2 separate regions of the Mus musculus genome follow, and region 1 is linked to region 2. The links are chromatin loops, found by intact Hi-C in ENCODE. Cell type or tissue: heart. All regions are shown on one strand. Each heading gives the region's core, and the rest is flanking DNA. Links, peaks and the distances in the headings are about the cores only. Region 1 has its middle 89 kb from the start of Gm35386. Region 2 overlaps Ccser1 (coiled-coil serine rich 1).

Region 1 (15,748 bases), core at 4,007-12,006, 630 kb before region 2:
TCCCTACTAAATGCATATTGGTAACAAAAGATAATTTTCCAGGACTCCTGATGAGAAAGATCTAGAGAGAGTCTAGTTCCCTTTGTTTGGAAATGTGTGCAGCAGGCAACTGTCAGTAGGAGTTTGAAACATAGGGAGAGCTTTCCCCCAGCTTAACAAGAACAAAGAATTTTGTGCACACATCAAAAAAAATTGATATGAATTCAAAGTATTTAAGGAACTCTAAAAAAGTCAAGTGAGAAATCATCTAAGACAGTTGGAGACACTTCAGCTCAAAAACTTGAAGCCCTTGATCATATCATCCATAAGTTGTCCTAAAGGAAGATGGCAACCCTGGTTTCTTTCTGGATATGTAAAGGTTTTAGTAAGTAGAAGGGCAACACTTCCAATGGCCTTAGCTCACCTGCTCTTGGAAGTTTGTTTTTGTGTTAATTTATAGGGACTAACTTTGGGACTACTTTTCTCTTAGAATAGGCTAAACTACTCTTCAATTTATAAGATAAGTCCCTGAAGAAAGAAATTAAAGAAGATCTCAGAAGATGGAAAGATCTCCCATGCTCATGGATTGGCAGGATCAACATTGTAAAAATGGCTATCTTGCCAAAAGCAATCTACAGATTCAATGCAATCCCCATCAAAATTCCAACTCAATTCTTCAATGAATTAGAAAGAGCAATCTGCAAATTCATCTGGAATAACAAAAAACCTAGAATAGCAAAAGCTTTTCTCAAGGATAAAAGTACCTCTGGTGGAATCACCATGCCTGACTTAAAGCTTTACTACAGAGCAATTGTGATAAAAACTGCATGGTACTGGTATAGTGACAGACAAGTAGACCAATGGAATAGAATTGAAGACCCAGAAATGAACCCACACACCTATGGTCACTTGATCTTCGACAAGGGAGCTAAAACCATCCAGTGGAAAAAAGACAGCATTTTCAACAAATGGTGCTGGCACAACTGGTTGTTATCATGTAGAAGAATGCGAATCGACCCATTCCTCTCTCCTTGTACTAAGGTCAAATCTAAGTGGATCAAGGAACTCCACATAAAACCAGAGACACTGAAACTTATAGAGGAGAAAGTGGGGAAAAGCCTCGAAGATATGGGCACAGGGGAAAAATTCCTGAATAGAACAGCAATGGCTTGTGCTTTAAGATCGAGGATTGACAAATGGGACCTCATGAAACTGCAAAGATTCTGCAAGGCAAAAGACACCGTCAATAAGACAAAAAGACCACCAACAGGTTGGGAAAGGATCTTTACCTGTCTTAAATCAGATAGGGGACTAATATCCAATATATATAAAGAACTCAAGAGGGTGGACTCCAGAAAAATCAAATAGCCCCCTTAAAAGATGGGGCTCAGAGCTGAACAAAGAATTCTCACCTGAGGAATACCGAAAGGCTGAGAAACACCTGAAAAAATGTTCAACATCCTTAATCATCAGGGAAATGCAAATCAAAACAACCCTGAGATTCCATCTCACACCAGTCAGGATGGCTAGGATCAAAAATTCAGGTGACAGCAGATGCTGGCGAGGATGTGGAGAAAGAGGAACACCCCTCCATTGTTGGTGGGATTGCAAGCTTGTACAACCACTCTGGAAATCAGTCTGGTGGTTCCTCCGAAAATTGGACATAGTACTACCGGAGGATCTCTCGATACCTCTCCTGGGCATATATCCAGAAGATGTCCCAACTGGTAAGAAGGACACATGCTCCACTATGTTCATAGCAGCCTTATTTATAATAGCCAGAAGCTGGAAAGAACCCAGATGTCCCTCAACAGAGGAATGGATTCAAAAAATGTGGTACATTTACACAATGGAGTACTACTCAGCTATTAAAAAGAATGAATTCACGAAATTCCTAGGCAAATGGTTGGACCTGGAGGGCATCATCCTGAGTGAGGTAACACAATCACAAAAGAACTCAAATGAAATGTACTCACTGATAAGTGGATATTAACCCAGAAACTTAGTATAGCGAGATATAAGGTACAAAATGTAAAACATATGAAACTGAAGAAGAACGAAGACCAAAGTGTTGGACACTTTGCTCATTCTTAGAATTGGAAACAATCACCCATGGAAGGAGTTACAGAGACAAAGTTTGGAGCTGAGACAAAAGGATGGACCATCTAGAGACTGCCATATCCAGGGATCCATCCCATAATTAGCCTCCAAACGATGACACCGTTGCATACACTAGCAAGCCTTTGTTGCAAGGACGGTGATATAGCTGTCCCTTGTGAGACTAGGCAGGGGCCTAGCAAACACAGAAGTGGATGCTCACAGTCAACTATTGGATGGATCACAGGGCCCCCAATGGAGGAGCTAGAGAAAGTATCCAAGGAGCTAAAGAGATCTGCAACCCTATCGGAGGAACAACATTATAAACTAACACAGTACCCCAGAGCTCTTGACTCTAGCTGCATATGTATCAAAAGATGGCCTAGTTGGCCATCACTGGAAAGAGAGGCCCATTGGTCAGGCAAACGTTATATGCCACAGTACAGGGGAATGCCAGGGCCAAAACATGGGAATGGATGGGTAGGGGAGTTGGGGGGGGGCTTTTGGGATAGCATTGGAAATGTAATTGAAGAAAATACGTAATAAAAAAAAAAGATAGGTTTTGAAAGACAAGTCTTCCACAATAACTATAATTCCTGTCAAATGAATACATTCAGTTACACCCTACAAGTGCTTTTTAAATCTTCAATACTTGGAAAAAGCAAACTTGCCTTTGTATATACTAAAGAACATTAAAGTTTGGCAGGAAAGATGTCTAATGGTTAAAACCACTATCTGCTCTTTCTTTCTTTTTTTTTTCTTTTCTTTTTCTTTATTAGATATTTTCTTCATTTACATTTCAATTGCTATCCCAAAAGTCCCCTATACCCTCCCCCCGCCCTACTTCCCTACCCACTCACTACCACTTCTTGGCCCTGGCATTCCCCTGTACCGGGTTATATAAAGTTTGCTAGACCAAGGGGCCTCTCTTCCCAATGATGGCTGACTAGGCCATCTTCTGCTACATATGCAGCTAGAGACAAGAGCTCTGGGGGTACTGATTAGTTCATATTGTTGTTCCACCTAAAGGGTTTCAGACCCCTTCAGTTCTTTGTACTTTCTCTAGCGCCTACATCGGGGGCCCTATGTTCCATCCTGTAGATGACTGTGAGCATCCACTTCTGTATTTTCCAGGCACTGGCAAAGCCTCACAGGAGACAGCTATATCAGGGTCCTTTCAGCAAAATCTTGCTGGCATACGCAATAGTGTCTGAATTTGGTGGCTGACTATGGGATGGACCCCCAAGTGGGGCAGTCTCTGGATAGTCCTATCCTTTCGTCTTAGCTCCAAACTTTGTCTAGGCAAATACTTCCATGGATATTTTATTCCCTATTCTAGGGAGGAATGAAGTATCCACCCACTGGTCTTCCTTCTTGATTTTCTTGTGTTTTGGAAGTTGTATCTTGGGTATTCTAGGTTTCTGGGCTAATATCCACTTATCAGTGAGTGCATATCAAGTGACTTCTTTTGTAATTGGGTTACTTCACTCAGGATGATACCCTCCAAATACATCCATTTGCCTAAGAATTTTGTAAATTCATTGTTTTTAATAGCTGAGTAGTACTCCATTGTGTAAATGTACCACATTTTCTGTATCCATTCCTCTGTTAAGGGACACCTGGGTTCTTTCCAGTTTCTGGCTATTATAAATAGGGCTGCTATGAACATAGTGGAGCATGTGTCCTTATTACCAATTGGAACATCTGGGTATATGCACAGGATATGTATTACTGGATCTACCAGTAGTACTATGTCCAGTTTCTGAGGAACCACCAGACTGATTTCCTGAGTGGTTGTATGAGCTTGCAATCCCACCAGCAATGGAGGAGTGTTTCTCTTTCTCCACATCCTGGCCAGCATCTGCTGTCACCTGAATTTTTGATCCTAGCCATGCTGACTGGTGTGAGATGGAATCTCAGAGTTGTTTTGATTTGCATTTCCCTGATGATTAAGGATGTTGAACATTTTTTCAAGGGCTTCTCAGCCCTTCAGTATTCCTCAGTTGAGAATTCTTTGTTGAGCTCTGTACCCCATTTTTAATGGGGTTATTTGAATTTCTGGAGTCCACCTTCTTGAGTTCTTTATATATATTGGTTATTAGTCCCCTATCTGATTTAGGATAGGTAAAGATCCTTTCCCAATCTGTTGGTGGTCATTTTTTCTTATTGACAGTGTCTTTTGCCTTACAGAAGCTTAGCAATTTTATGAGGTCTCATTTGTCAAATCTTGATCTTATAGCACAGGCCATTGCTGTTCTCTTTAGGAATTATTCCCCTGTGCCTGTATCTTTGAGGCTTTTCCCCACTTTCTCCTCTATAAATTTCAGTGTCTCTAGTTTTATGTGGAGTTCCTTGATCCACTTAGATTTGACCTTAGTACAAGGAAATAGGAATGGAAAAATTCTCATTCTTCTACATGATAACCCCCAGTTGTGCCAGCACCATTTGTTGAAAATGCTGTCTTTTTTTCACTGGATGGTTTTAGCTCCCTTGTCAAAGATCAAGTGACCATAGGTGTGTGGGTTCATTTCTGGGTCTTCAATTCTATTCCATTGATCTACCTGTCTGTCACTGTCCCAGTATCATGCAGTTCTTTCTGAGGCCCTGAGTTCAATTCCTGAGCAATCATATGGTAGCTCACAACAATCTCTACTACAATCTGATGCCCTTTTCTTGCATGATGTCATACATTCAGATAGAGTGCTCATAAACATAAAATAAATATATTTTAACAGAGAATAATAATTTTATAGGAAGAACATGTATCTTAAGGACACATAAATCTACAAAGGTGATAGGATTGTAGGTTTGAAAGCACCTAACTCTACTCATCCATTGAAGAATCTCAGGTACAAAGTTCATGTGTCCATTCAGTTCATTTTAAAAAGCTATGTGGTTCTGCCTTTGAGTGGCATGCAAAGAGCCATGGGTCTGATCTCTAGCAAAACAAACCAAATAAAATGTTCTTTAGATTACATTTGCTAAAACTTAACTCAAAAATTTCAAAGCGAATTCAGCCAAAGAAAAAAGAACACTAAGTTAACATGCTATTTGTATAGCACATGTACCTTCCCGTGGAAAGAATGTACATTGTACCTTTCTAACAGAAACATACAGAGGCAGGATTCTCATGAGATATGTAACAAGTATATCATTGCCTCTCAGAAATAAAGTTTCTAGAACCAAATGAATCCTTGTCAACATATGCAAGTGCATAATTTTCAGCTGTAAGAACAATTAGTTTTCTCAATAATTTGTACATGAATAAATTCTTAAACTATGAAACCCATAAGGTTTTATAAAGGTATAGAATTCAAGTCCAATGGTGTATGTTGGGAGAAGCTGTGTCAGAGATGCTTCACATACATAAGAGACAAATAATATGAGAAAATATGATTGTTTACCTCAGCAATTCTGCATTAAGTAAACCCAGGTTAAAAGGCTTAAGACGCTTTACTATGTATCATGAAAAAAACAAGATCGATACATAGAGCCAACACAGAGATAACTATTACTTATTTAGTTTTATAGTATTGATCCTAGACCTTGCATATTCTGTGCATGCATAGCCTGTACTAACAGAGGTTTAATGTGTTTAACGTGTTTACTCCCAAAGCTGTTTTATTCTTAGTATTGAGGGAAGGCCTTTGGTTCACCTGCATTAGTTCATCATTCATTTGATTTCTTATACACATTCTTGTTTTGAATTGCTAATTGATCATATAGGAATGTAAAAAAATAATTTTCTAACTTGAGTTATGATTCACACATTTAAAGAAAACCAAAAATCAATTATTATATTATTCTGTGCTTTAAGGTTTTATTCTCTCTCTCTCTCTCTCTCTCTCTCTCTCTCTCTCTCTCTCTCTCTCTCTCCTTGTATTTTGAGACAGGGTTTCTCTGTGTAGCCCAGTCTGTCCTGGAACTCACTCTGTAGACCAGGCTGGCCTGGAGCTCAGAAATCCGCCTGCCTCTGCCTCCCAAGTGCTGGGATTAAAGGCATGTGCCACCACTGCCCTAAGGTTTTATTCTCTAAGAGTTTTCTACTTTAAACTATGCTGTAATTCAAATTAAAGTATATATGAAATGAAAAGACAATTAGAGATAAAATTTTATTTACCAAAATAAAAATAATTTTGAAGGACTCTAAAAAGAATTCAAAAAATTAAAATAAAAAGCAAATTGATACATGAGATTGTTCTGTGAAGGCTCTCTTGCTGAAAGCCTCTAGACCCATAGGCAGGTAATAGACATAGAGGCAATATGGAGTTTATTAAAATATAGAGCTCAATTTCAATCAAGAGGTCTCAGAATGCATTAAATTCTGCATACTTGTACAAATGTTAAGAAAAGCATATCAACCTTAAAGAATCACAGAGCAAATACATTCACAATGGTAACATATATCTGGCCTATTAATAGATATCAAGTCAGAGACTTTATAGCGTTTTTAAGTTACGATTATCAAAAATAAAATAAGGTATGCAGTATCTTCCATTAAATCTACTGATAACATTTGAATAAGAGTGTGGTATGGTACTGAGTGATCTCATGTAAGTGTCTCCACTTTCATGTTTAATGGAGCCCTTCAAAGTCAGAAAAATACCACTAAAATTAGACATGAGAAAGGGTAAATGGTCATATTTCCCTCTATTATTGCATTCAACTCTACAGCAGCAAAACTGTTTGAAATACACACACACACACACACACACACACACACACACACACACACACACACACACAAAAGCATAAATGTAGACTCAGATGTTCTTGTTTGATAAACCATTTGATTCTATATTTAAGCAAATGTGACATATATCACCTAAATGGAAAAATGAGAGAAAAAAAAAGCTATAAGTTCAACTACCTATACAGCATTCTCAAAGTCATTTGATAAATGAGCAGAAAATAATTTATATTGCTCTCACTGACTCTCATATCTTTTGATTTACAAATTGCCAAAATCAGTGTTACACTGCTGACTTTTATAAATAGGTAACTTGAAGAAAAAAATATTTTTCTGGCCAAATTCAGTTAATTTTAAGTATAAATGTGGGTTTGGTACTACAATTGTAAAACTGTAGCAACTGTAAAACTGTGACAGTGAGGTGTCTCCATAGGAAAGGTTACTTGGCTCTGAGCTCGACAGCCTGACTTTGATCACCAGGACCCATATCATGGAAGAAAAGAACTGATTTGAGAAGGTTATCCTCTGACTCTGCACATGCACCTTGCTATTTGTATATAATACTTCTTTACCTGCTGATCAGCTCCTAAAACAATTAAACAGCAAAATAAACTGGGAACTATAAACACCTTTATAAGTTCAGTCATAGATAATTTTAGGATAAACATGATGTTGGTTGGATACAGTTTAGTATGTGAATGCCTCTGTGTATATATTCCTACCCCAACCCCTGCCACTTCCTTTCTTTGTTGCATATTTTTGAAACAAAGTCTTATGTAGCCTAAGCTATCCTTGAACTATAGTTTACATTGAAGAAAAGAAATGATATTCAATTTTTAAAATTCTTATTCAAAAGAAATATAATATTCAATTAAGAAAATAAACATTCTTCCACATCTATGTATTTCTGGAACATGTTTATATTTATATTTATAATTATATTTGCAATGTTTTATAAAAGTAAATTGGATTTATACTTACAAGGATCCAGGCTCTAATGCAAATTACTATTAAGTTAAATAATAAAGCTAATAGACTCTTGTAAAAATTGAATCTCCAGGCTGAAGCTTATTTGAGCTACCTTACAACCTTACAACTTCATGGACCAGCATAAGCAGCTTAAATAGCACATAGCTTTAGAAAGATTGAGAATTTTTGTTCCTGTGGCAAAGGAATAAATGAATAGACTTTATACTCTAGACAAAACTGTAACCCTGTAGGTGTTATGTCCTCCAGTTATAAGCATACAACCCTAGATAGATTGTTTTTTACGACTAATGTTCAAAATTGACACAGCAATACTATTACTCAAAATTCACAGTGATATACTAGGCATCAAAACAAAGACCAGATCAGTGCATAGTAGTTGGTTTATATGTAATAGTTCTTATACATTCTATATGTCTAAACTATGGTGGGGGTGGAGCTTACAGCATTAACATGCCAATCACTGAATATTGTAGTGCTACCTAGTACTAAAAGATAGCAATACATCATCTAAGAAGAGAAGGTACAAAGGAGTCTATAGAGGAAATTCAAGAGACTGAGTACAAACATCCAGGTAAAATATTAGCCTGCCTGGAGAGGTGGCTCTTTGGTTATGAGGACCAGCTGCTTTTTCAGAGGACCGAGAATCAGTTCCCAGCACTCAGAGTGGGAACTTGTAGCGTCCTCCTCCAGTAGAAGACAGGGCATCAAGTGAGGGATGGGGTTGACATACCACAGTCAAAAACTCTGACCCATAATTGCTCCTGTCTGAAAGAGCTACAGGGACAAAAATGGAGATGAGCCTGAGAAAAATGAGGTCCAGCAACAGGCTTAAAGTGGGATCCAGCTCAAGGGGAGGTCCCAAGACCTGACACTATTACTGAGGCTCACAAAAAGGGGCCTGTTATGACTGCCCTCTGAAAAACCCATCAGTTGAAAGAGTCAGATGCAGATATTTGTACCCAACCAATGGACAGAAGCTGATGAGCCCTGTGGTTGAATTAGGGAAAAGTTGGAAGAAGCCAAGAAGGGCTACCCTGTAGGAGAACCAGCAGTCACAATTAACCTGGATCCCCGAGATCTCTCAGACACTGGATCATGAACCAGGCGGCACACATCAGCTTAAATGAGACTCCCAACACATATACAACAGAGGACTGCCAGGTCTGGGATCAGTCAGAGAAAATCTACCTAATTCTCAAGAGACTGGAGGTCCCAGGAAGTGGGGAGGTCTGTTAGGGTTGGGGGAGGGGTGGTACAGGGACATCCTAGTGGTGACTAGGGGAGGAGGTATGGGATGTGGACCTGAAGGGGGATAAAATCTGGAGTGTAAAAAAAAGATTAAATATATTTTTTTATAAAAAGAGAGAGAACCTAGACTTCTAAAATACTGAAAGTTTTTAAAATTTTACATCGTGTTTTATATTGTGATATTATATTACCACCAGACCCATAAGCAAAGAAAGGAAGAGTTACAGATTTTTCACAGTACTGTGTTTGTGTGTCACGTTGACAAGCATAAACATTATGGCCAATCTTAGTTGTTTGCCTAAAATGACTAAGAGAGAAGCCCAACTGAGGAACTGCCTCCATGAGACTGGATAATTATCCCGAGCTTTTGTTCCCACCGGAAAGAACACGCTCAGGACAACCGGAATCTTCTGCGGCAAAAGCTTTATTGCTTACTTCTTCAGGAGCAAGAGAGAAAATGGCAAAACCCCGTCCCTTTTAAGGAGAATTATCCTCCGCCTAGGACGTGTCGCTCCCTGATTGGCTGCAGCCCATTGGCCAATTTGTCGTCAAGGGGAAGGCAGAGCACATGGAGTGGAGAACTACCCCGGCACATGCGCAGATTATTTGTTTACTACTTAGAACACAGGATGTCAGCGCCATCTTGTAATGGTGAATGTGAGGGTGGTTCCCCACAGATAATGACCATGAGCTATATAAGAAAGGTAGCTGAGTAAACCAGGGAAAACAAGGCTGTAAGTTTTCCTTCATGGTCCTTGTATCTGCTCCTCTTGAATTCCTACTCTGACTTCCTCAATAATGGACTGGGGCTAGGATATATGTAGCTAAATAAATCCTTCTCTTCTCAAGTTGGTTTTGGTCCACATTTTATTACAGTATCAAACAGCAAAGTAATAGAAACAATTCTGAAAATTCGCAATATGCAAAAGTGACCATGACTGTAGAGATATGCCAATTTCCTTAATCTAACCACTTATCATATGTGTTAAGATGGCACACTGTATCCCATACACACAGAACTACTGTCAGTTAAGGAACATAAATCTATAAATATTAACCTTTAAATAAGAAAGCTTTTGTCCTCTTTCATAAAATCATTGCATTATTAATAAAAAATGATTTTTCAAATAAAATGTTAGCCAAGCTTAAAAATAACTCAAAATTTCTCTGCATCTGAAATTAGTTTCTAAATTCCCATGTAATAAATGTATCACTTATGTGTACTTGGGAAAATAGTGGATTGAGGGGGTCTTCATTAGTCTACTTTATCTACTATTAGAAAGAACGACAAACAGGGTGATTTAAACACCAGGTATTTTCTCATGTTTCTGGAAGCTAGATGCCACAAGAATGGTATAAGCAGAGTCTACTTTTAGTGAAATCTCTCCACTTGACTTGTAGATGGTCATCCTATTAATGTGTCCTTGTGCATGTCCTTTGGAATCTGCTCTTTTCTATAGAGACACCTGTCTCTTGAATTATGCTTCTTCTGATGACTTCATCTAAAGTTAAGAAGCTCCTCAAAAGCTGTTTCTCAAAATAAAATCACAGAAGATTATAGTTGTGAATCTCATCATTACACAACTCAACCAGTCACAGAAGAGAGAAGTAAAGAGAGGTGAGGGGACATTTTAGTTGCTCCAAATTAAGGGAACATTGGACTCAAAAATATATAATTACTCTACTTTGCAATCATGTACCAACTCCTTGTTCTCCAAAGAATCCTCTTTAAATGCTTTCCCAGTGCTGTTCTGTTCAATTTGTAAATAACAGACTTTAAGCAAATTTTATTTCCAATTTAGCCTGATGGAAAAGATAAGGGTATTTTTTTCTCCATTGGCTTTTTGCAAGAAATGAAGTTTAACCCATACTATGTGACCCTACCTCCTTTACTCTCATTTTAAAATAATTTCCATCAGTGTTAATGATCATTGCACTATTTCAAGAGCCTTTCTTACCACATGCTGTAAGCTAAATGCTGCCATGGTCATATTAAACTGTTTGATTTGATGGAAAGGTTGAACATTCATCTTGCTGGGATCTGGCTTGACAGGTAGGAGCAGCAAGCAGATTTCACATCAAGTAAGTGCATGTTTTTCTGGCCCTACTTTCAATTTTCAGTGATGGACACTTAGCCTGGATTGCAAATGTCTGCTCATAAACCATAGGTACACAAGGTCCAGGTTCTGCACTCAATGTTCTTGACGCGATGGGATATAGTCTCTGCTGTGTGGAAAAAAAAACTGAGCCTTGATAGTTCCACTGTTCTGGCCATATTTCAGTCTCGTTGTCTACTTGATACCATCTTATTTCATTTATTACCTGGTGCTGATACTTACTATGTTGGTACTATGGGTTCTTTTTTTTCTTTTTTCTTTTCTTTTCTTTCCTTTTCTTTTCTTTTTTTTTCTTCCCTTCCCTTCCCTTCCCTTCTCTCTCTCTCTCTCTCTCTATATATATATATATATATATATATATATATATATATATACTATATATATATATATATATATATGTGTGTGTGTGTGTGTGTGTGTGTGTGTGTGTGTGCGCAAGCTTGTGTGTGTGTGTGTGTGTGTGTGTGTGTATGATTGTCCTCCTTGATTATTGTCTATGTTCCACATGCTTGTGGTATCCAGCAAGGCAAGATGAAGGGGCTGGATCATCTGGGACTAGAGTAATTGATGGTTGGAGCCTCCATGTCTATTCTGGAAAGCAATCCCTGGTCCTCTGGAAAAACAGTTGGAGCTCTTAACCCCTGAGCAATGTCTCTAGTGTACTATGTTAAACAATTATCCTCTTATTTGTTAATGCCTTCTCATATTCTACTTATTTACAAAACAAATTACATTTATCATTTTAATTACTTTTAAATTGTAAAACAATTTTCTTCAAATGTTTACTTTCATTAATGGAGATTACGTGATCAATAGTTGAAATTTTTAATATTTTATTTGCCATGTAAATTTATAACCCACAATCCTGATGATCAGGGACTGAGGGAAAATATTTTTCCCAGAATTGTTATGGCTGATGTCTTGAATGATTTTGAAAACAATTTGGGTCATTAGAAAAATGAAAGTATGTTTTTAAAAAAAAAACTGCGGTGTTATTTGGTAATTATTTCCTTTTTTAATTTTTTTTATTTTTATTTTTTTTATTACATATTTTCCTCAATTGCATTTCCAATACTAACCCAAAAGTCCCCCACACCCTCCCCCTCCCCCCACTCCCCTACCCACCCATTCCCTCTTTTTGGTCCTGGCATTCCCCTGTACTGGGGCATATAAAGTTTGCCTGTCCAATGGGACTCTCTTTCCAGTGATGGCCGACTAGGCCATCTTTTGATACATATGCAGCTAGAGTCACGAGCTCCAGGGTACTGGTTAGTTCATAATGTTGCACCTACAGGGTTGCAGATCTCTTTAGCTCCTTGGATACTTTCTCTAGCTCCTCCATTGGGGGCCCTGTGATCCATCCAATAGTTGACTGTGAACATCCACTTCTGTGTTTGCTAGGCCCCAGCCTAGTCTCACAAGAGACAGCTATATCACGGTCCTTGCAACAAATGCTTGCTAGTGTATGCAATGGTGTCATCGTTTGGAGGCTAATTATGGGATGGTTCCCTGGATATGGCAGTCTCTAGATGGTCCATCCTTTTGTCTCAGCTCCAAACTTTGTCTCTGTAACTCCTTCCATGGGTGATTGTTTCCAATTCTAAGAAGGGGCAAAGTGTCCACACTTTGGTCTTCGTTCTTCTTCAGTTTCATGTGTTTTGCAAATTGTACCTTAATCTCGACATACTAAGTTTCTGGGCTAATATCCACTTATCAGTGAGTACATATCATTTGATTTCTTTTGTGATTGTGTTACCTCACTCAGGATGATGCCCTCCAGGTCCAACCATTTGCCTAGGAATTTCACAAATTCATTCTTTTTAATAGCTGAGTAGTACTCCATTGTGTAAATGTACCTCATTTTTTGTATCCATTCCTCTGACCCAGAAATGAACCCACACACCTATGGTCACTTGATCTTTGAAAAGGGAGCTAAAACCATCCAGTGGAAGAAAGACAGCATTTTCAACAAATGGTGCTGACACAACTGGTTGTTATCATGTAAAAGAATGTGAATCGATCCATTCCTATCTCTTTGTACTAAGGTCAAATCTAAGTGGATCAAGGAACTTCACATAAAACCAGAGACACTGAAACTTATAGAGGAGAAAGTGGGGAAAAGCCTTGAAGATATGGGCACAGGGGAAAAATTCCTGAATAGAACAGCAATGGCTTGTGCTGTAAGATTGAGGATTGACAAATGGAACCTCATGAAACTGCAAAGCTTCTGCAAGGCAAAAGACACCGTCAATAAGACAAAAAGGACACCAACAGATTGGGAAAGGATCTTTACCTATCTTAAATCAGATAGGGGACTAATATCCCATATATATAAAGAACTCAAGAAGGTGGACTCCAGAAAATCAAATAACCCCCTTAAAAGATGGGGCTCAGAGCTAAACAAAGAATTCTCACCCGAGGATTACCGAATGGCTGAGAAGCACCTGAAAAAAATGTTCAACATCCTTAATCATCAGAGAAATGCAAATCAAAACAACCCTGAGATTCCATCTCACACCAGTCAGAATGGCTAAGATCAAAAATTCAGGTGACAGAAGATGCTGGCGAGGATGTGGAGAAAGAGGAACACTCCTCCATTGTTGGTGGGATTGCAAGCTTGTACAACCACTCTGGAAATCAGTCTGGTGGTTCCTCCGAAAATTGGACATAGTACTACCGGAGGATCCCGCAATACCTCTACTGGGCATATATCCAAAAAATGTCCCAACTGGTAAGAAGGACACATGCTCCACTATGTTCATAGCAGCCTTATTTATAATAGCCAGAAGCTGGTAATTATTTCTTATAGGTGTTTCATGGTAAGTGCAACAGTCAATAAAGTTAATTTTTTTGCCTTTAAAGAAAAAGAAAAAAAAGTGAGAGTTAAAATTTGTTTTAAGAACAGTGTAATATCTTCGGTATTTTCCTTAGAGACATATTTGATTGGTTGTTGATCCGTTTGTAGTTATGTATATATAAAATTGTATTTGATAATAATCTGCAGATTCTAATGATGTATATATTGTCTAAAAGCTATATGATTGATAGACTGAAACAATGTTCCATTATTTTAGTGTTCAATGAATGATTAACACTAAGTTCATTGTAGATAATGATATTAAAAGTATAAAAATAGAATTGCTAATCTGAAAATATACAATATGAAAGTCAGTCTCATAAGGATTACACATCCAGGAAGATAAATAATGAAGAATAGAACATACATCTGCTGGTTGAAGTCAAATAAAACAAGATGTCTTATGCCTGTCTTGTAATAACTGTTTACTGATTTTAATAAGATCATTGATACCATAATTGGATCCTCTAACATAATCACACATTAAGTAATTTTTGGGGAAAATTGCCATCGAATTTATCTGCTGTCTCTGCCTTAGTGCTTAGGAGTTTATATTCTGTGAGGCACATGGAGTGGATGAGACCCTCATATCTCCCTCCCTTTCATCATCAAGCTACATACAGCCCCATCTTTCTCCCAGGAGACACAGTTCTTAACTATGGGAGATCCTTTTCTGTTCTTCTCTCAGTCAATTCAGAATCTTGTGTGTCAATCATGCTAAAAACTAATCAGTATTTTACCACATTAAATTCTGTAGAGTGATTTCCCACTGAGGAAAACATTTTTTTTTTTTTTGTGCTATCGTGATCAAACACGGCTGCTATATTTTCAGGTTCTATACTACCATTGTTGAGATGAAATAGCTGTGTAGGTTTCATCAGAGTTGTGTATCCACTTTCACTCAGTTTGTAAGGAATGATATCAGTGAACTGATTCAAGTGTGATTTATTTCCTACCTGTCTCTATGGCAAAAGTTCAACCACCAGATGGCACTGTTTATTTCCTTGATCCATAAAAATAAGCAACAGGGTTTGAAGGTGAACATGAACGGATATGTGGCATCCTGTTGTTTCTTCTCCAACTGACTTGTGTTCACTGCCACTTTAAGACATAAAACAAACTTGCTCGTGTGAATATGGACAAGTGGCTTTGCTTCTTGAGCTTTGTTTAAGGTTTGAAGATAATGGCATGAGGTAAGACATTGCACATCTAAAAAAGATTAAGTGAGGGGATTTATTAGCCTTGGAAACATAAAGTTATATGTATATATGTTTAGTAACATACAAATCTGTATTTTTAAATATTACTCAGCCACAATCCTGTACATTAAATTTTTTTTCCTCACAAGTGACTAAGATAAAAGTGGTAAGTGCACTCTGAGAACAATTTTCCCAACACACAAAGCCAGATTAAACCTGAAAAGAGAAAATCACAAAGGCTGTCACTTTTGAATTGGGGAAAAGCTGGAAGAAGTTGAGGAGGAGGGCGGCCCCAAGGGAAGACCAGCAGTCTCAACTGGCCTGGACCCCTGAGATCCCTCAGACACTAAGCCACCTACCAGGCAACATATAACAGCTGACACATATACAGCAGAGAACTGCCTGATCTGGCCTCAGTGAGAGAATATGCCCCTAATCCTTGAGAAACTTGAGGCCGCAGGGAGTGGAGAGGTCTGGTGGGATGGGAGTGGTAGGGGTGGTGATGGGGGCAAGGGGATGGTATGGAATGGGGAGTGGTAGGTGTGGGGCAGACCAATATGGAGATGAAGTC
Region 2 (15,748 bases), core at 2,917-10,916:
TTAGAATTTATTTTCTTGAATAATTTTTCATATAAAGAATATTTTCTTGAACAAATATGGAATTACACCATGACTCATCTTTCTGTCCTCCCTCTGTTTCTTTCTCCCTCCCCGTCTCCCATTGATGACTAAATGCCCTTATAGACTCTATTTACAAGTAGATGTGTATCAAACTTAGTTGATTGGGCTGGAATAAGAAATGAAAAAAAGTAGACATTAAGAGACCATAAATAGAACTATCAGTTACATGCACCATAATGAGCCAATGCCCAACTGTCCTTAAAGTGCAGCAATGAATTACCACAATGTCCTGCTGCCAAGGCAAAAATTAGAATAAGAAAACCCACATACTCCTGACAAGCAAGAATGTCTTCAAGCCATTAATCTAAGAATTTTACCACATTGGCTGAAGAAAGCTTGGAACCCTTCCAGCACAAGCTCAGAGTCACGTTTCAGTATGGATTGTTATCTTAGCCTTCCATCCGTGGCTTAAATCACACATTCACACTGCAGTGCCCAGAGTTCACTCTTAACTAAAGCCCCTGGTGAATAAAGGCCAGAAGCATTGGAGGTCAAACTTCGATTAACGCATACCATGCTCCATCCCAATTTGAAAAGTGTTTAAAGCCTACCATTCCTTTTTGTTTTCTAAGTATGTCCACTGCAGCATTGGTGTCAGCACTTTCTGCACATTCCATACCTTTCACTGGAACTGACTTGGTTTGTCACTCATATCGCTCAAACCCCAGCAGCATTCCTTGTTCTTTAACACTGCTAGGAGAAATAGACACGAAGCTATAATCGAGCCTAGTTAAACTCTTTCTGAGCTTGGAGTGGGCCATTCTCGGGACTGACTTTTATCTGGTATTCTTTATCTTGTCAGAAAGGATAAATCAAACATTGTTAAAGGCCTGTTTCTTTCATGTATTGATGCATCAACACTTTTTTCTCCATTGACAGCTACTTCATTTTCTTCAACTCTAACTGAACGATGTTGAGTTTACCCTGTTATCCTGTGCAGACGGCCCACTTGCGTCACCATGGGGATGCCCAGATTGACTTGTGTCTTTGGCTGTATTTCAAATCTCACACATGCGAATAGATTGAAATCACTGCAAGTTTTTTCTAACTGATTTTCATAAGCAGACTCAGAGTGACTGAGTAAAGCATTTTTTTTTTTTTTCAATAGTGCTGCTCTCAGATCCAGCATTGACATGCCTGTCTGCAGTGTTAGGGAACTAAGAACCATATGGCTTCTGGTTTATACTTCCTGAATCAGCGTAATTGCATCTGCATACCAATTAGGCTTGGTTAAGTGTGTTTCCAGTGCTTTTTAGTTGTTAAATATTTTGTTATAAAAATTTCAGTCCATACTGGGAAATCATATAGACAAAGAGCTGTGGGCATCCACCCTAAGTTTCCTAGGACTTGCAGAGTTGATAAAAGTCAAAGACTTCCTAGGGAAGGCTCTGCTTTACTCCCAGAGCCTGGGTGCTAGGAGAGATGTGTAGATGAGTTTAGGAGGTTGAGACAGGAAAATTACTACTTGTTCCAGGCCAGTCTGTTCTACATAGCAGCACCCTGTGTTAAAGAAAAGAAAGAGTAGGTATTTTGGCTATGTCATGGCGCTAGGTATATAAAAAGCCATATTTTATTTTTTTTCTCATTATCAGACTTTCTATATATAAATAAATAAAATAAGTTAAGCAAATTGTACATTCTGGATAGTTCTTTCTGGAAGCAGTTCTTTTGAAAGAAAATATTTGTGTTGCAACTTCAATGAAAACACTTTAGCTGTATTTGATTTATAGATTTACATTGTTTTATATTAACACATATTACAAAATATTTTTATTTTAGGATAAAAGCACTGCTATATCTGCTGTAGGAAGCAGATTAAAATTCTGTGTAGAGATTCACACACATTATAGACACACATAAAATATATAGGTGTTCTATAATGTAATTGACAATATAAATGAATTTTAACTTGTCAGTGATTTTGAAACACTTTAATTGGACAAATAAATATGAAATTTAGGGTTGAAATTTATATGGATTACAATGATTAACATTCCAGTGGTTCAGCTTAACTGAAATTATAGTATCACTAGAAGTCGGTTATAAACCTCTACATGTTGTAAATGGACAAGCCAGTTTAATATGTCCTTGTTGGCTTCTTGGCTATGACTTCTTAATGGAATTTCATAATTAATTGCGATATTTTGAGATCGTTTATTTCAAGGGAGTTATATTAAGGTCCATGACTTTGTTTCACTTTTAGGTTTTAATGAAGTTGTAAGAGTGTAAGTTTGAAGTGTAAGTTTGCAGTGAGTAACCGATGCTACATCAATTTGATATAAGGGAAGGATATTATTGTCCTACAGGATTGATGCTGGTGACCTGGTCTTGTTTTCCCTGGATATCTTCTGTTTCTTTCCTACCATCTAAATGAGCTGATTGTGTTTTGCTATCAAGGGACAACATGTGGTTCTTCTCATAGTCTCTCTCTCTCTCTCTCTTGGTTTTTTGAGACAGGGTTTCTCTGTATAGCCCTGGCTGTCCTGGAACTCATTTTGTAGACCCGGCTGGCCTCAAACTCAGAAATCAGTCTGCCTCTGCCTCCCGAGTGCTGGGATTAAAGGCGTGCGCCACCACGCCTAGCTTCTCATAGTATCTCTTAAGTAAACTCAGTGCATCATCTTTCTCAAAGGAAACCACTCACACTTGACTGTGTTATGTGACTTTTAACGCTCTCGGCATTGATGTAGTTTAAGAACAGATTCCTAAATATCTTGAATATGTGTGATACTGCATACTACTAATCATTCTAGTAGGTAAAATATAATGTTCATGTTGGGCCCACCTCATGAACATTATATTTTCATTTACAATTATATTGTTTGGCAAAAGATAAAACAGACTATTATTTTACCCAAGTCATTAATTAGATTCAGTAAACTATTCTTTAGTGTGCCTAACTTTTCAATTCCCCTAGTAGATGCTTCCCTTATAAATATAACATCTATCAGTAAAAATTAACATGAAAAAATAATTAGCATAACATTTAAAGATATATTTGATTTCTTATGCAAAGTGAAATTTTATAAGTTTAATTAACGTTAATGGGATTTTAATATAGATATATTTGTAAACATACACTTTTTGCATCTTACTTTTAATAAGGGTTCAACTTCTCCTCTAGTCCAGCAGAGGTGGTGGAAGAGAAAAGATTAGGATGTGGGGGAAGTGGATTTGCTCAGCAATAGTTCTTTAGGGTGAGCTTAATCTTCTTGGATAGCAGCAGTTCAGGCACCCACTATGACTCAGGAGCTGCAGAGCAGTCCTCTGCAGGCAGACACCAGGTCTGAACCAGCCTTTCAGCATAGTTTAGTGCTTTCAGCAAGAAGACACCGGGCAGCGGTAGTACAATCCTAAAGAAACCACCAAGCTTACCAACTGGCCCGGCATGAGGCTGTGGAAACAGCAAGACACAAACAGAAGAGAAAGGTATCTTTGATCTTCTGCCGCAAACAGAATGCCTGCTTTTCAATCAATGCTTACTAAATGGAATCAATTACTCAACAAAGCATGATCAAACCATGTACCGTTTTCTTTTTCTTCTCAGAACTATCCTTGAATTATATATTGTCAAGACTACGCTATAACTTACATTTAGTTTCATTCTTATTACTTTGGTCATTCAGGTAATAAATTTATTGAGTGGAAGAAAAAAAAGACTAAATTTCCTTTTAATTTTCTGTATGTTTGGAACAGATCCTCACTCACTAAAACCTTGTAATATTTCCAAACATTCTATTTCATACAAATATTTTTGGAGACACCCAGGGTCTCCCTTTATGACTTGATTTCTTGACCGCTACAGAGAAGTCTTCTGTAGCATGGGAGAGATGTACTTCTGGTCGTTGCAGCAACATGTGCTGCTGTTGTAATTACTAGATGGTACTCCAGTGGCATGGACGACTGGCTTGATTTTACAACAGCTTCATTGATTACCAAGAAGACATTTATACGTTGACATTTGTTCCAGCATATAAGAGAGCCAATACTGCTATTGGGCTGAAATCCAAAACGCCACTTAGGGTTCTTCCATTAATAAAAATTCTGAAAACTGGGTCAGCCAAAGCAGACACTCAGTGTTTTCAGTGTTATTATTTAGAAGTACAGCGTATTAGCTACTTTTTTGATAGTTGTGTAAAATTTCTACCTTTATTAAGTAAATGACTGGATGTTGGAGTTTTGGTATTTCTTTTTGTGAAATGAAATCTACTTAATGCTCTTATGGAAAGTTTATAAAACCTGAGAAATTGTGGAGAAGCTACTTGGTTTAAGCACCCTATCTCAGTACTGAAGACACAAAGTGCCGCAAACCACTTTCCACTGGTTGCCACTGACCCTGCCACATAGGAGACTGAAGAACACAGATGGCGCAGTGAGGATGCAGTGGTGTGTTTCCCAATTAATACAGCGCTGTAATGAGTAACCTTTTAATTCATATTTTTCTTGAGTTGCCATGCCATGCTGATGTTAGCAGCACTTCTTTACCAGCTAGAGCAACAACAAACCAACAGCAACAAAATAACAAAACAATCTAACAAAGTAACCCTGGGGATTTTTTTAGGCTCTTCTCTGTGATGGACTTCCAGTTTTCACCCCAACATTCTTGTTGCTGGTCTCCCCAAAATAAATCAAGCTCCTTATCCTGCCATGTGATTCTCTGAGCCAGACCCTGTTATCTTCTTTCAACAATAACAGCAATGGTTTGCCAGCAGCTTGGCTATTCCTCTAAGAAGAGGTAGACTCATTTAGCTCTCGAATGGCTTTTTTTGATGTCCTACAGCATTCTTCTTCTGTCACTTTCAGACTGCCTGGTCTGTGTTCGGTTTTTGGGCAGAGCATGCTTACCTAGAGATTCTGCACTTGTTTTTGCCTCTTCCAGAAGATTGCTTCCATTCTGCTCATGCCCACATCACCTTCACACTCAGCACCTTGGATCTCATCCCTCTGGTTGTACAAAGCACATCACTGTCATGGGCTGTGTTTCCTTTCTTGTTGGTCCTCCTCCATGACTGGAGCAGGTTGAATAGACTGAATATTACTTTCTTCCATTGCCTGTAAAAGAGTAGCCCCATTTTTAAAAAATCATTTGCCAATACATAAAGCTGTTTGTGTGTGCTGGGAAAATGTCACTCAGACATTTCTGTGTAACAAGTTGGATCCAAGCTTCCCCCTTGGATGCACAGGCAAGCTTCTGATTTTGCAGTTTACCAGGAGACAGCCTCTCTGCTGCTGCTGTCCCTCTGCCAACTCCTGCTGTTCTTACCTTTTTTTCTAAGACATGCCTTTGAGTGTTAGTAGTAACCACTTATAGAGCACCTTCTTATATGCATGAGACACGATGAAAGCAAGTTGTATTTGAGCTAGAAAGAAGCGGTATGGAGACACGTATGTGACATGTACGTGTGTATGAACAGGTACTTCCCAAAAGTTCTGTGCATGTGTTTTCATGACTCAGAGCCAACCACAGAGTTGTTCCTGCTGATTCTCTAATCATATGAAGATACACAATCCCAGAACAGTGCTTACCATGCACACTGTGAAACATGGGCTTTGGTGAAAGTGGATAATGATAAATTGAGATACATGTTGAAAGAGTCTGTAATTATTTTTAAATGAGCCTGACAGCACAGGCTTGCCATGTCAACCCATGACAGAGCGGAAGTGAACTCACATGGTAGCCACACAAAAGCAGTGTTCACAACCCCAACCACGGATGAGTGGGCTGAAGGTTAGGGATTTCATTTTTCCTTCCTCCGCAGTACCGCTCACTTCCACTTTGACTCCTCTAACATTTGTGTTTTCCCACGGCCACAGGGTGAGAGTCTCTGTTACATATCACATCATCTACTGCCTGCAGTGATGACTACACAAAAAACACACACCTCTGATTACACATGCTTAGCGTAGCCACCACCAACTTAATTAATGCCCTCCATCATATTTCATTATTAAAAATTCTTTTTCTTCGAGTAAGTTATATACCTCTAACTGTATTTTAGTTTTTTGAGACTAGGTCTCACTGTGTGTCCCAGTTTGTTCTTGAATGCACATCTGTTCTCCTGTCTTAGCCTTCCTAATTCTGGGATTACAGCATAGAAAGCACGGCCAGCATAAGTCCTACACTTGTTTCTAGATTAAAAGGTCTTTCTTTCTTAGCATTTTAGCTCTTCCTAAACTTTCTAGTTAAGAGTTAAAGATTTCTTTTATTTACAAAGGTTTTGTTTTATCAGACACCATTTGTATAAACAAAAATTACATTGAAAATAATATTTTAACATAATACTTTACCATTTAAATATATTAGGATATTTTTGATAATTAAATGCCCATTAAATTAGTTTTATTAGGTTTATTTGAATATTAGTTTTAAAAAGAACCATTCTTTTGTAAATCAAAAGACAGGCTTTTGTGCCCTCTGCTGATCACTATGTGCAACTGCAAGTGGTTTTTTTCTGAAGTAAACTTTAAAGCAAATGCAGTTATTTCATTGTTAAGTGAACAGCAGTTTTAGATATTGATGAGGCTCGTACACTTCGGATATATATTATTAGTTGGCATCTAGTTGGATTATCATCCATTAAAGGTTGAGTTAAAAATAACATTTTATTTTTAAATTGCTACAATTTATTGCTATTATTTCGTGGGTGTGGGAGATATGAGTATGTCTGGGGGCATATGTGTGCCCTGATGCACCCATGGAGGTCAAAGGTCCTGAGGCTTGAACTAGGTTGTCAAATCTGAATAGCAAGTGCCTTTACCAGCTGAAGCATCTCAACTTATCTCACAAAAGGAGAGCCAGAGAGCTACCTCTTCCCCCATACCTCATTGCTCCTACTTATGAGCAGCAGGTGACAAATAGCCGGCGACGGTCTGGTCATAGTAGTGATATGGAGGTTTTCGAACCTCAAAGCTGGCAGGAATCTTGGACTGAATCACTTTGTCCCTCTGATTACCGAGGAGTAAGTACAGTATGGCAGAAGATAAAGGAAATAGCTTTAATTAGGAAGTTAAATTGAACTGTAACCATCAGAGAACCTTCAACCTCACAGATTAACTTTAGACTGAAAATCACTAAAATATAAAAATTTCCAATTAAATATAGTTCAAAAGTAATGGATGGTTTAAAAATTCCTAACATGTTTTATTTTTTTAAAAAATATTTTACTTTGGAATATTAACATTTGAAAAGTATAACCCTCCAGGGATTTCTTGTGTTTTGCCTCAGTTCCCAGGCTTTTCCCACACCCATTCTCCTGCTCCTTGCAGAAACAACCACTGTTATCTGGTTTTGTGCCCCACACGTTTTTTTATTTATTTTGAATGATTTTTATTCATTTTACACGAACATGTGTATATTCTTCCATATTCTGACTCTTATTAGACTACATTATTCTGTATTACTAGACTCTCTTATTCTCTTACCTCTAACCTCAAATCAAATTTATGAGTGTATTTCCATTATTAAGATCTTATTACACATATCGCAGATGTCTCCATTGACAACAGCTGAAGTAATAGTCCATATTAGGCATAAACACAGCGAATGGTTAGAAGTGCATCTTCCCAGACATTCCCACATGTTTTTATGCATGTATGAATGTTCAATATATTTATTTGGCATAGTATTTCCTAAAACATACAGCTGACATAAATATATTTAGACTATCATTTAGGATCTTGATTATAAAACGCAATGGTCTGGAAAACTTTCCTATGTTACTTCATATTTTCAACTAGTCTGTGTAAGCTTTGTCTGTTACTTTCTACAATAAATCTCTTTTGCCGCTGGACATCAGCACTGTTTGAAGTTTCACTGTTGCGCGTACCCTGAATCTCGTGGCGCGCACCTTATGCCGACTTGTCCTGTTCTCCCATAATGCTGAGCTCTGGAGGGCTTTTTGTTTCACATTAAAAAAAAAAATCTCTAAATGGTGCTGTCAGTGTGACTTGCGACCTCCTTATTCCCCTCTTTTATTAAGCATAGATTCTTTTCTCATACAATATAATCTGAATACAGTTTTCCTTCCCTCTACTCCTCCCAGTTCCTCCCCAGTTCCTCTCCTACCTGGATCTGCTCCCTTTAAGTCTCTCATTAGAACGGAACAGGTGTCTCAGAGATAACAATAAAACATTACAAAATAAAATAGAGCAAGATAAAACAAAAACAATCATATTGAAATTGGACAAGAAAGTCATCCAGAAAAATAAAAGTCTCCCAAGAGAAGGCACAAGAGTCAGCACTTACTTGTTCTCACATTCAGGGGTCCCATAAAAGCAGTAAACTGAAGGCTATAGTGTGTCTGCAGAGGACCTGGTGCAGAACCATGCACAACCATGTTGCCGCTTCAGTCTGTGAGTTCATATCTTTGTTAGTTGTTTTAGAGCGGAGGTCCCCAACCTTCCTAATGCTGCAATCCTTTGACCCTTTGTTCCCCATGCTATGGTGAGCTCCAACCATAAAACTATTTGATTCTACTTCATAACTGTAATTTTGCTACTGTTATGGATCATAATGGAGCTATCTGTGTTTTCTGATGGTTTTAGGCAACCCTGTGAAAGGTCATTCAACCCCATAAAAGAGTAGGGCCCACAGCTTGAGAACACGTTTTAGAGGTTCTTGTTCTCCAGGTATCCTCTGTCCCCCCTCTGGCTCCTACAGTCCTTCTGCCTCCTCTCACAGGGTTCCCTGAGAAGGATTTAATGGCGACATCTCATTTAGGGCTGTGTATTCCAAGATCTAGCTCTCACCAGAGAAAAATTCTAAGGAAGAACTGCTACATCTTTCTGCTAGCTTATCTGATGCAGACCAAGCCCCAGCTTTTTATTTTATATATCAACCCAGTTATTTACTCCAGGTTTCCTTTTTTTTTTTTTATTATCCTATGAGTCAGCATCCCATGCCCGGCCCCTTAATTTTTAGAAAACAGCAAGTATACGATTTCTTTTAACATTAAAAATGAGTTCAGAGATCTACCTGTCTCTCTTAAGCACAGACGTTAAACTAGCTGGATGGAACTCAATCCTGAAATTACCAATTCTACCACACCTGGGCCTAACCTTGCTCTGTCCCAGGCTGACCTTGAAGCTGGAATCTGCCTGCCTTTGTATCTTTCTGACAAGATGGCTCATCAATGCAGCTGACTCTCTTCCTTTAGATTCATAAAGCTCCTTATATAATTTGTATGTATCCTTATTTTTGCATAGATGAGAAATTATATATATTTCTAACTCATACTTTTAGAGTTCTTTTTCATAGTCTTAAGGGCTGTCCTGAAGATCCCAGCTTTTACCATTTTCTGAGACATTAGCCACACCTTTGCCTCCTGGACTCATGCTATCTCAGATTATCATGAAGTCATTAACATTAACAAAGAAGACCTTCCTCACAGGAATGTGAAAATATGTACACTATTGTACAAACAAGTCTTATGCCCACAGCAGTCATCAACACTTGTGCAGGTCCACATTGGCTGGCCCTCTCCTAGGGACAGGAACCATGCCAATTTGTCCCCACCAAGGCCATGCCAGACCCTGCACAGGTACACTGAAAATACAATAGAAAGTCATGCCCAGTTTATGTATACAAAATGTATGTGGAATAAAGGATAGATTTTAACTTTATTCTTTATGTGCCATTCGTGACATTCCTTACATCTATACATCTATTTCAAAATGCAAAATCATAAACATTATTATACCCAAGCATTCAGATAAAGGATGGCCTGTTTCTATGAGAGATTAGTTAAATAATGTTTGCCATATTGCTCACGTCATGATTTATTCAGTGACAGTGGACAGTCAGACTAACCTCAGCCCCACTGGCACTTGAGTCTCTCAGCTTCCGACACACTTTCTATGGTGGCTGTGGTTAGGTAAGCAGATGTGAAGTCTAAAATAGCTATGAACTGGTTGTGTCCAGGTGAGGACTTGGGGAAATCCCAAGTTGAAGGAGAGTCACCCCTGCTCACAGCACCAACACGTTAGCTGTCACACACATTTAAATACCGTATAAGAACTATACATTGTTTAAACATGAATGTGCTCTTGTTTATGTCTTAACCTTGCATACACATACACGTACACGTACACACACACACGATTGTTGTTGGTTTCACAACTTACTAGTCTCTGTGAAAACTCATTTTGATCTGTGTCTTCTATTTTTATTGTCTTAGAAGACAACCAAGAGTTATGATCATGTATGGTGATGGTGTCAATCTTACTATTTCTAAATATGTATCTAAACATGTCCCAGTCATTCAGATAAGAATCTCCTCTGCTTCGCAGAGTCTACCAGAACTCTTGCTTTGAAGAGGTTTGTCCCTTTTTGTTGTAACTGTCTTATTATGTTACTTTTGATCTATTCTTTCTCTTTGACTATAGGATTATTCTATGAAAGTCCAATTGGGGCAGTCTGACTTTACTTATATACCTATTCCTGTGGGAAAACCGCATTAAGAAGCACTTGTGTCTTATGCAAGCAATAATATTTATATTTTTATTTTACTTCAGAGTAAGATAATATGTTCACAGTGGCTAATTACATATGAATTTAATACTTTATTAGTTAACTGCTTACTTTCCATGATATGATATCTGATCCTGTCATGCCTGGATGCATAATCTTGCTCCTGTTCTGTGACTGAAGACCATTTGTAGTGGATCCCTTGGTGTCTTCCCTGATCCTACTGACAGAGTAGCCATTGTCTGTGCTGTAGGAATGATTATATGTTCAAAATACTTCCATGATTTCCCTTTTGCATGAGAGATTAAATAAAGCATCTTTAATGTGCATTCACAGGAAAGTGACATGATAGTTAGAGTACAAGTTGCTGAGTAAACAGCTTGTACTGCCTAGAGCAGATGTCTTTCCAGCCAAACCCTGGACACTCAGCCGGTACTGTAGACTCAGCATCATTAGACAGAGTTGCCGGGAAGCCTCCTCAAAGTATGTACCTTGAGATTGTTACATATGATTTATTTCTGCATGATTGAAAGTTGAAAGTTGTTACTTATAAACAATTTGTGTCTGTGAATTTTCTTTCCTGTGTTTTCCCAAGTAGAGTAGACTTTCTCTTGAGATTGGTCATTTTGTCTTTTTGTGGTCATTTTCTGAAAACTCTTCTGAGAAATAATAGGGCTGGGACAAGACTCAAATTTTGCTGCTTTCTTCACAAAATCTTCAAATAATAATTTGATATTGTTTTAAAATCCAAATAAGAAATACAACTTAGGAGATGTTTTTAATAAAATGTGAAAGTATTCTTTGTAGTAGGTCATTTTCAGAAGGACAAGTTATTTATGAGCCCAGATTTGGGTGAGTGACTGTTTTCTTATTGCCTATGTACTGCAGGTCGCATGTGTCCCTTGCTTTCATACTATGTGTTTCAGGCCCCATACATTTGCTTGAATAAAGCCCAACATCAAACACTAGAGACTGAATGTGCGCCCAATGAAAGGAAGGCCATGGATTTCTGATGTGGTAGTAGTTCCCATGAAATAATTTATTTTTAAAGGCTTATTTATTTTTATTATCTTTTGTTTGCATCTGTGTTTGTTTCTCTGTATGCATACTACATGCATGAAGGTGCTGGAGGCCAGGAGAGTGTGTGAGGCCCCTTAGAACTGGAGTTACAGGCTGTTCTGTACTGCCACATGGGTGCTGGGGAATGGACCCGGTTTCTTTGACAGAACAATCAGCTCTCTTAACTACCAAGTTATCATCACAGCCTCTATGAGATGATCATTCCTAGTGTTCTTGTTCATGATACTGGTAATTCACAGAGCTTTCATTTGCAGTCACAGATTTCTTTATTGCCAATTGCATCTTCAGGAAGGGGTACTTTTAATGTATGTATAAAGTTTGTTTTATCTAAAGCAGATAATCCTTGTGGTAGCCGAAGCCCCTAGGCAATGGCCTTCAATCTGCATATTTATATAACATGTGACTAAGAAAGATGGGATGATAGCTGAGAAAGGAGGAACTGTGAGGTGTCTCAGTGTTAAAGCCTGATGACCTGGGCTCAGCTCTGACAGCGCCCAGTAGGAGGAGGGAGGGAGGTCCCCAGGGTTCTCCTCTGACTTCCATGTGTGATATGGCGTGGGCGTATCAGCACTTAGCCCCGCCCCCAACACACACACAGGATACAACACAGTAATTAAGAAAAGATGTTTCTCTCATTTCCTAGAGTATATGTAAGCTTTATTAAGGCATTAGAAGGCTACATTTATAATTATAATAGCCTAGTTAAGAGAAATGAAATTACTATGTCAGTCTTACAACGCATCTCTTGCTTAATGAAAGTGGTGAGAGGAGACCCCGTTTTAATCAATTTGTTCAATGTTATATTATAAATATGTCTCGGGTGTCTAATCACAATTTTAGATAAATGACTTTTCATAATTTGGAAGACTTCTGTTAAGCTTCAGATAAGTTGTGGCACAATGTTTATTTGTGCTTAAAATATTGATGTGCTCAGAGCAAGCATACCTGCTTGAAAATCCATCCAGTACTAGGTATTAGTGTATTTGTTATTTGATGGAATAACTATGCAAACTGATACAGTCTTGGCTATTAGCAGGAAGAAGGTAAAAGTAGTATAGAGAGGGGCATTCAGCAGAGGGGTCGCTTTGGAGATTTAGACAAAAATCGGGCCCCACTGAGTCTCAAGACTATGGGAAAACAAGCTACAGGTATTTTTACCTGTCCAGTAGGAAATGAGGCTTCGTGTAAAATAAAGTTAAGTAGCCTCTTTATCTATCTACCTGTCTATCTATCTATCTATCTATCTATCTATCTATCTAAAAGAAAGCTTTTAATTGGTTAAAAGTTTCAAAGATTGAGTCTGTGATCATCATCGCAGTGAGTGTGGCACCAGTGTCACACCCCCTCCAACAAGGCGATACTTAACCCTTTAAAACAGTTCCACTACATAGGGACCAAGCACTCAAATACAGGAGTGAGTTGGGGCCGGGCTCATTCAACCCCCCAGAGATAGGCCTTTGATGGAGGGCAGCAGCTACACAACAACCTTGAAACTGATTACAGTTCTTATGCATGGCATAAGGAGTTAAAGAACCTTCTATTTTAATAGATTTTCTATCTACTTAAGGGCAGAGTTCCCCTTAACAAATCAAAACAAGGCAGAGCTCTCACCATTTGCAGTATTTACGCACATGAAAAATTTGCTTAGTATAGAAACTTTCCTGAAAACATTTTCACATGTTAGTCTTTTGAATACTCGCTAAAGAGACCTACAGTTGAGCTACTCTTTCAGTTGGAGTGCTGATTCTAACAAGAAATGCTAAGAAAAAGGTCAAGGAATGTTTTGATACACAAATGTCAATGATGATAGTATTTTGGTAGGAATTATAGCATACTTATTTAGTCAAGCTGATCAGTTTCACTCTAGAGCTCATGATCTCCTTAGCCATGTGATTAACAGAAACAGATATGAGTCCCCCCTCTCCCTGTCCCCCCACGTAGCAGGATGGAAATGCAAATAGAAAGTGTCTAGTTTCTCCTGTAACATTCATGTTGCTATCGAACTAGTGAGAATATGTTGCCTAGCTAGTATTGTATGTAGCATCTCCGGTCTACAACTGGGTAAGAGCATTGATTGCTTTCCCCATTACCAGGGAGGAAGCTTTTAGATCAGTTCCAGGGCCCTGCAACTAAAGTGTGTAATGTCTTCAGCAATAGGGTTTTATCATCTAGTTATGAGGACAGCCAACAGCAGTGAGAGTAGCCTGTGTACCATGAAAATGTCATACATATGCAAAATAGTTTCATTCAGTTGTTAAGAAAAATAGAACCATGTGATTTGCAAGAAGATGGATGGAATTGAGCAATATTAAAGTAAGTAGGAAAACCCAGTACTGGAGAGACAAATGCTGCATGTTCTCTGTCTTATGTGGATTTTAGCATTGAAATTTTAGATTCACATGTTTAATATGGAGTATCCATAAAAGGCAGCTAGAAAGGACCCATGTTATAGAGAAGGGGTCTTAGGGAGAAAGGGGTTAATAGAACATACATGAAGGTAGAAAGAGGAAGATTTGGCAGTGTTGTTGTGGGGTTGAGAGATGGGCAAGAGGATAGGATGGGGAGTATTTAATAAAAACTAAGGACACATGAAAAACACTAAGACACAACTTTATAAGTATTTTAGCTTCATATCTGTTGCTGTGATAAATATTTGGATGAATTAAAAAATACTTAGTGGAAAATGGTATTATTTTTAGTACACAGATCTAGATTTCAGCGCATCAATATTGGGAAGCCAAAGTAATAACTTGAACTAGCTACTTTCAGCCACACAGCAGTGGTAGAATGAATGCTTATATGTCTGTGCTCAGCTCACTGGGTTTCAGCTCCAACACCATAAGAAAAAGCAATCAGATATGCAATAATTAAGTGAGATCTTTTATCCAAACAAGAGCCAACTATGCTATATGAGGTATAAAACGTTACCAGGGCAGAAGAGTTGAATGTGTATGTTGCTGTAAGGTTGAGCATCTGAGGAATTCTCTCTGCAGTGAAAGCATGCCATCAGCTCTCTGCTCCTCATGCCAGGGAATGCAGAGCATCCTGTATCCTTTACTGACCACAAGCCAGCCTCCATAGAGAAGGCTCAGATTCTTAGTCTTGCTTTGCTTCATTAGTTGCTGACATTAGCAGGTTACCCTTTTCTGTGCTATAAACTGCCAGTGGCATTACTACTAACTTGAATTTTAATAAAAGAAGATATCAGATCTGAGAAGTCCTTTTGCATCAAATTAGTGGAGTATAGCAACCACTTTCCCATCTCCTGCTCCACACTCCACACCAGGTGCTCCAACCTTAATAACCTTTGGGGTTTCTGATTTGTTCATTATTGTTGCTCTCGTGATTATGACCTCAAGTCTTTCTCTCAGCTCGTAGTCTTTTCCCTCACCTAACTAGTCTGTACCTCTTCCCTATGTCCTGGGTAACTGAGTTTCTTTTATCAGCAGTCTGATAATCCCTAAGCTTCCTGTGTTGGACACCATATTTCCAACTGTTTTTTTTTTTTTTTTTCATGAGTGCATATTTTAGCGCCTGGCTTGCCACTGTCTCTAGTCTGTGCTTCTGTTAAGTTGTATAGATCACCTATGGCCATGTTTAATTATAATAACCTTGTGTTTCCCAACTTAGCACACTTTTTAGTAGATTAAATACTTGTAATAATCCCGAATTTTTAAATTCATAGTAAGATTTTAATACATGTTTGTGAATTATTTTTTTTATTTCCTTAAACCTTGAACTTTGGCATTCTATTATTTTAGTGTAAACCAAATTTCATTCTTTGTTTTGAAAAGCTGCATTTTGCTTTACTGGGTCCTGGTCAAGACTGAATTTTACTGACTTGCCTTTTTTGTTTTAACTTTTTCAGGCTGCTAAATTGGCTACCACAGTGAAACCCTTGGGGTCCCAATGGGGGACTCAGGATCAAGACGATGTACCCTGGTCTCCCGGTTGCCAATATTCAGGAAAAGTATTAACAGAAGACATGATTCTCTGCCTTCTTCACCTTCCTCCAGCAACACCGCTGGTGTGCATAGCTCCTCCCCTTCCAGCACTAACTCGAGCTCAGGGAGCACGGGAAAACGCAGGAGCATCTTCCGTGCTCCCTCTATCAGCTTCCAC

The links. Peaks named below come from ENCODE experiments on the same cell type or tissue, not always from the same donor. Only the 100,000 strongest peaks of a DNase experiment are listed, where the experiment ranks them.
Region 1: it touches region 2 in a loop (4-fold over the local background); 6 of 42 quality-filtered maps call a loop at or near these places.

What each region holds. Positions count from the first base shown.
Region 1 is chr6:60,667,459-60,683,206 of GRCm38, forward strand. No RefSeq gene overlaps it. Among named protein-coding and RNA genes, the nearest start is that of Gm35386, 89 kb to the left of the region's middle. In heart, for the core only: no CTCF peak of the experiment used is centred there; no DNase peak of the experiment used is centred there.
Region 2 is chr6:61,295,320-61,311,067 of GRCm38, forward strand. Ccser1 (coiled-coil serine rich 1) reads left to right here. Exons shown (of 11, transcript NM_183310.2): 2 at 15,495-15,748. The coding sequence starts at 15,536. Among named protein-coding and RNA genes, the nearest start is that of A730020E08Rik, 120 kb to the left of the region's middle. In heart, for the core only: a CTCF peak has its summit at 6,503 (motif pointing left); no DNase peak of the experiment used is centred there.